Linked DNA regions of Homo sapiens: region 1 is linked to region 2. A link is a contact called in ENCODE Hi-C or POLR2A ChIA-PET data. All regions are on one chromosome and are shown on one strand. The core of a region is the stretch at or near the end of the contact, and the rest is flanking DNA. Distances in the headings are between cores, read along the strand shown. Region 1 overlaps STAU1 (staufen double-stranded RNA binding protein 1). Region 2 overlaps STAU1 (staufen double-stranded RNA binding protein 1).

Region 1 (2,864 bases), core at 203-2,702, 33 kb before region 2:
CAGAGGTTGCAGTGAGCTAAGTTTGCAACACTGCACTCCAGCCTGGGCGACAAAGCTCTGTCTCGGAAAAAAAAAAAAAAAATTAAAAATTTATCACTGACTTGAAATCCTGGCAGTCAGCCTGCTTTAGAGAACATTAACCAAAAATCCCTTGGTCCACACCCTTTCTAAATTTAGGCATTCATTCAGAGTCTTAAACTCTAAGAGCCACTCAGGACACAGTTGGGTTGCTCTTTCTGGGATGGGGGTAGATTCTGGAGCAGATACTTTACTCCTAGCTCATTTTTTGACCTTGAGACCTGTGGTTGGTGTTGTGAAGTCGTACATACACAAGTGACTTTTTTGTTTTAAAAAGTGCTCTCAAGATAGTTTACAAAAAGCAGGAAAAGGAGGAGTGAGTGAATAAATGAAGAGAGGGGAAGAGAGGAGGAAAAAAGTGTTTCTATTTTAGCAGCTGACGGAAAAAAAACCCAATGAAATAAGGTCATAGCTGACTTCTGAATGGTTCTGGACTTGTTTCTTGACACTGGCGACTTGTCTTCTAAGACCATTATGTAGATCTTCAATGGAACGCCTCTGTTATTTTGTTCTGATTCTGAAAGTAAAAAGGAACAACTGCACTCTTGGGGAATTTTGTTGAATAAGGTAATACTTATGCCTCTGCTATCCAGAGTCACATTTCGCTTGAGTTTCTTTTGAGTTTTGCAGTCCTTTTTGCTCTCAGTAAGAGAGAATGTGTTAGGACTCCTCAAGTAGCTTAATTGCTCTGGTCATTCATCTCTTTCTTGAGGACCAGCTTTAAAAATCATTTTGATACTTAAAAAAAATTAAAGTAACTGTTTCTTTATAATAGAACTTCTAATTAGTTGGTTTGCTGGTTTCTGCATTGGTTGGCTATTTCCTGAGAGACCTGTCATTTCTGTTCTTTGTTGCCACTGGTTATTTTTAAGTACTTTGACTCATTAAAAACATTTTCAGCTTTTAAAGGATGGCCATGAAAATGAACACAACTGTCCTTATTTTTGTCTCGTGAAGAAATTTAATGTATTTAGAAGTAATGCCTTCATTATTCTCTTAATTTACAATATGAAGTAAACAAGCTCCAGTGCTCCCCCACCCAACCACACCAGTAAAATTGCCAGTCTAAAATCCATTCCTGTCTTCTTCATCTCCACTTTTGCTTTTAATAGTATAAATTCTCTAGTATGGTCTTTGTTACTCACATCACTTCTCAGGATCTGTGAGCCTGGGTAGGGTTGTGATAGTTTCCTTGTTTGGGTTCTATAATTAAATGAGACCTCAAACAAGCCTTTTAGGAAAACAATACATCTCTCATCACCATAAAGAAAAAGAAACAGCAGAAGTATCCTACCTTCCTTCTGTCAACTTAAGGCCCTAAGGTTGTCAGTCTGAGCCTTGGTCCTTAAGAGGAAGCAGTGTTCACATTCACCTGTTCCTGGTATGATAAACCTAGTTTGCTTTCAGTTTCTTGTAATTTTGAGACCAGAAAGAAACCTTACTGTGCCCCAATTACTATGGAAACCTCTCCATACTTTCAAATTTGCATTTTTGAATGTAAGCTATAGTTTGCAATTCTTAATACTCACCAATAAATATTATACCCTACTGATTCTCTTTGTATAATGAATATGCAGAGCACACAGGTATTGTAAATCACTTAAAAAACACTGTGGGAAAGTCACAAGGCCAAGAAACTTACTGTATACCAAGGAGAAACATATTTCGAATAAATCAACATAGCTACATGCTAAATGGAGCTATTTTCATAAGTCAGTAGGTGACACCATTTTGACTGAATATTGGCAATTACATATCTCCTCTATAATTTACCTTTTTATTTTCTTTCCCTTACAACTTTTAGGTAGAACTTTAGACTTCATAGCACTGAATTAACCTGCACTGAAAGCTGTTTACCTGCATTTGTTCACTTTTGTTGAAAGTGACCATGTCTCAAGTTCAAGTGCAAGTTCAGAACCCATCTGCTGCTCTCTCAGGGAGCCAAATACTGAACAAGAACCAGTCTCTTCTCTCACAGCCTTTGATGAGTATTCCTTCTACTACTAGCTCTCTGCCCTCTGAAAATGCAGGTAGACCCATTCAAAACTCTGCTTTACCCTCTGCATCTATTACATCCACCAGTGCAGCTGCAGGTAAGCATATGAATCCAAGTGTCTTCTATTTCAAATGTTTTCTTACCCTGTTTTCTGATCTGATAGGTTGCAGATTTAGGGAGCTCTCACATTTACCTTCAAAAAGCAAAAGAAAGTATCACCACCCACACTTCTTTATCCCAGATATAGAACACTGGTTGTGTAAGGGGTTGACAGGGGCCTCAGTTGACAGACGATTGTAGGTTGTGAGAAAGAGAATTGAAAGCTGAAAACTACTCACACTATAAAGCCTCATCTGTTAAAGAGCGGTGGCTGGCAGAAAGAATTGAGCAGTAAATACCACCTTGGATATTCATCGTTGTATGGGATAATTCTGCATTTAAAATTATTTCCCAGAACAAGCCAGGTGCCGTGGCTCACGCCTGTAATCCCAGCACTTTGGGAGGTTGAGGCAGGTGGATCAGCAGAGGTCAGGAGTTTGAGACCAGCCTGGCCAACATGGTGAAACCCTGCCTCTACAAAAAATACACAAACTAGCTGGGCTTGGTGATGCACGCCCATAACAGCTACTCAGGAGGCTGAGGCAGGATAATTGCCTGAACCCTGGAGGTGGAGGTTGCAGTGAGCTGAGACTGTGCCACTTCACTCCAGCCTGGGCAAGAGGGAGACACTGTCTCAAAAAAAGAAAAAATAGGCCGGGCGCGGTGGCTCACGCCTGTAATCCCAGCACTT
Region 2 (2,700 bases), core at 73-2,572:
CCTATCAGCTTCATTCTTAATTTCATAGTTTTTGAAGAAGACATTGGCCTTGAAGTAATAGTTGGCTTCATCCACAATATCTGTATCTTTTGTCTCTCTGGGGGCAGGTCCTTTGAATTGACTTCTGATAGGTAACAGTGCTATGTTTCCGATGAGTTTGGTGTCAGGATCCATGAGAGAAGAGTAATGAGCCGGCATCTTGGCGGCGCCCGGGTTTCAACCCAGAGCTTTTTTTTTTTTTTTCCCTGAGATGAGTTTCACTCTTGTCGCCCAGGCTGTAGTGCAATGGTGTGTTCTCGGCTCACTGCAACCTCCACCTCCCAGATTCAAGCGATTCTCCTGCCTCAGCCTCCTGAGTAGCTGGGATTACAGGCATACGCCACCATGCCGAGCTAATTTTGTATTTTTAGTAGAAACGGGGTTTCTCCATATTGGTCAGGCTGGTCTCGAACTCCTAACCTCAGGTGATCCACCCATCTCGGCCTCCCAAAGTGCTGGGATTACAGGCGTGAGCCACCTTGCCCGGCCCAGTAAGGGAGAATTTTTAATGTTTACCTTAGAAATAAGGTCTGACCCACAGCAGATTCTTTGCAGATTCTTTTGATTTACGTGCTTGATTATGGCTTATTTCTTAAAAAGCCTATCTGAAGCTTATATTCCTGTAAAATATCTTTGAAGTATTCTTTACAGTTACAGGTGATGTATACCTTCTCCTCCTATGTGCTAGCACCCTAAACTTAACCCAGCTTCAGTGCTCCATCCTTTGGCCGAGTGATGATGATTTCTCACCTCACCCTGCTGATGCCTCTCTGCCTGCCATGGGCCAGAGGTGGGATTGTAGTTGCCAGGGCTCCCTACTGTGGCCCACCTGGGTACGAGGGCTTGTTTGTTCCTCTCCATTCCTCTGACACTCATTCCTGCCCCTCCACCCTCAGTGGGTAAGAGCAGGTTTACACTGTTCTCTTGGAGTCCAGAGCACCGACATGGATCTAGGGCTGGAATCTTCTCACCTGGCCCTACATTCCCTCCCTGGCCTTTCTCCCTCCATCAGTGGAGGCTGGGATGCACTTGGGGAGGGAATGAGACAGGGGACATTCAGAATGGCTGTTTGGGCTCACAGTTGAGTGGGAAAAAGATGGGAGCTGCATCCCAAGGAGTCATGAGGTCTCCCCCGGCACCTGTTTCAGGAAAGGGGAGAAGTGTTGCTTTTCTCCCCTGCTGACAGATTAGTCTGTCATGAGAGTGGATTTTTGCAGGTTGTGGGGGAGGGGTACCAAGACCGTGGGGAGTGGGAGATGCCTGGCTGGCTTCCCGGGTCACCTCATGTGCAGAGTTGACGGCTTGGGCCAGAGCCTTGGATTCCTGAGAAGCTTACCACCTGCTCACTCTTGCTGCTACCCAGAGTCACTGAGATTTCTGGAAACTTAGAGATTGCTATTTTATGTTTTTGTTCTGTGGGATTTGGGGTCAGATTGCTTCCTTTCCTCCTTCACTTTTGTTAAGGTTTCAGATCTGGCTCTCAACTCTGTGTTCAGGAATCTTGACAGTAGTCACATAAAAGAATTGTAGGAGTGCCCTCTCGTGGTGATCTTTTAAAGTAATTTATCACAGCTTGCATGTAGTTGGTGGCGTGAGTGCTTATATTCATTAACTCAAATATCAGGAATTTTTTACTAGCTTGCATTATTATGTTGAGCAAGGTCTTTCCTTTCTTTTGCCGCTGGAAGGTTGCCTGGCATGTATTAGATGTTTAGGAAATAGTTACTGAATAAATGAACAGAATAATTTTTGATTAAGTTTTTGGTAATTAAATCTGTCACATAGGAAGCTTCGTTAGGTGTTTTAATAGGGGAAGACAGGAACAGTTTTTTGGAAAAATATATACAGCTTGACTTTTGTTTTGTTTTGTTTTGTTTTGGAGATGGAGTTTTGCTCTTGTTGCGCAGGCTGGAGTACAATGGCACGATCTCAGCTTATGGCAACCTCCACCTCCTGGCTTCAAGCAATTCTCCTGCCTCAGCCCCCTGAGTAGCTGGGATTACAGGTGCACACCACCATGCCTCACTAATTTTTGTATTTTTAGTAGAGACAGGGTTTCACCACGTTAGCCAGTCTGGTCTTGAACTCCTGACCTCAGGTGATCCACTCACCTTGATCTCCTAAAGTGATGGGATTATAGGCATGAGCCACCGTGCCCAGCCAGTTTGACTTCTGATAAAACATACAGTTTTAGTTAGAAAATGTGATGGTGCTGATGGATACGGTCATCGGGAGACAATTGTGACATGCTCACACCACATGCAATCCAGGTGATCCTCCAGATTTAGATTGGGGGGATCTTGATGTGGGCAGACAATGCAAGCCGTTGGAGAGGGCCAGGGTGGGCTGTGCATTTGAAGTGAGCCATCAGGGTGGCTGACCTGTCCCTCCAAAGTCTAACCTGAGGACAGGGAAAGCACTGTTGTGGGAAGAAGTGTTTCAGAATCTCTGCCCTTGGGTGTGGGCGGCACCTATGGGAGTTCTTTAAAATCAGTCCACGGGTGCCTAAGCAGGCCAGGTCCTTCCCACACCTCTGCTCCTGGCCACTGTGCTGAATTCCTACCCCCCATTCTCCGCTACCTCCTTCCCCTACACCAAAAAAAAAAAGAGTGCATCCATTTTGGAGGCTCACTTTTCTTACCTAGACATTTTTTCAATTTT

The links. Hi-C counts contacts between places; a loop is a spot of excess contacts on that map. ChIA-PET counts read pairs that join two places held with the same protein, here RNA polymerase II (POLR2A). Pooled maps may share reads with other maps.
Region 1: a loop to region 2 is called in a map of heart left ventricle, with 2.2 times the contacts of the local background. The contact joins two enhancer-like sites. A Hi-C loop is called at or near these places in 5 of 168 maps with a recorded cell type or tissue (PC-3, Right ventricle myocardium inferior, endothelial cell of hepatic sinusoid and 2 more), 2 of 37 single-sample maps with no recorded cell type and 8 of 50 pooled maps. POLR2A ChIA-PET finds 5 or more read pairs at or near these places in 14 of 52 experiments (A673, Caco-2, GM12878 and 11 more).

The regions. Positions count from the first base shown.
Region 1 is chr20:49,165,304-49,168,167 of GRCh38, reverse strand. STAU1 (staufen double-stranded RNA binding protein 1) reads left to right here. Exons shown (of 14, transcript NM_017453.4): 3 at 1,883-2,171. The coding sequence starts at 1,967. Among named protein-coding and RNA genes, the nearest start is that of STAU1, 22 kb to the left of the region's middle. Within about 2 kb of position 1,452, at least 2 of the 41 ENCODE cell types and tissues checked have a DNase peak (open chromatin) inside an H3K27ac peak, as active enhancers do.
Region 2 is chr20:49,131,978-49,134,677 of GRCh38, reverse strand. All of the region lies in intron 6 of STAU1 (staufen double-stranded RNA binding protein 1), which reads left to right. It also overlaps the pseudogene ARPC3P1. Among named protein-coding and RNA genes, the nearest start is that of STAU1, 55 kb to the left of the region's middle. Within about 2 kb of position 1,322, at least 2 of the 41 ENCODE cell types and tissues checked have a DNase peak (open chromatin) inside an H3K27ac peak, as active enhancers do.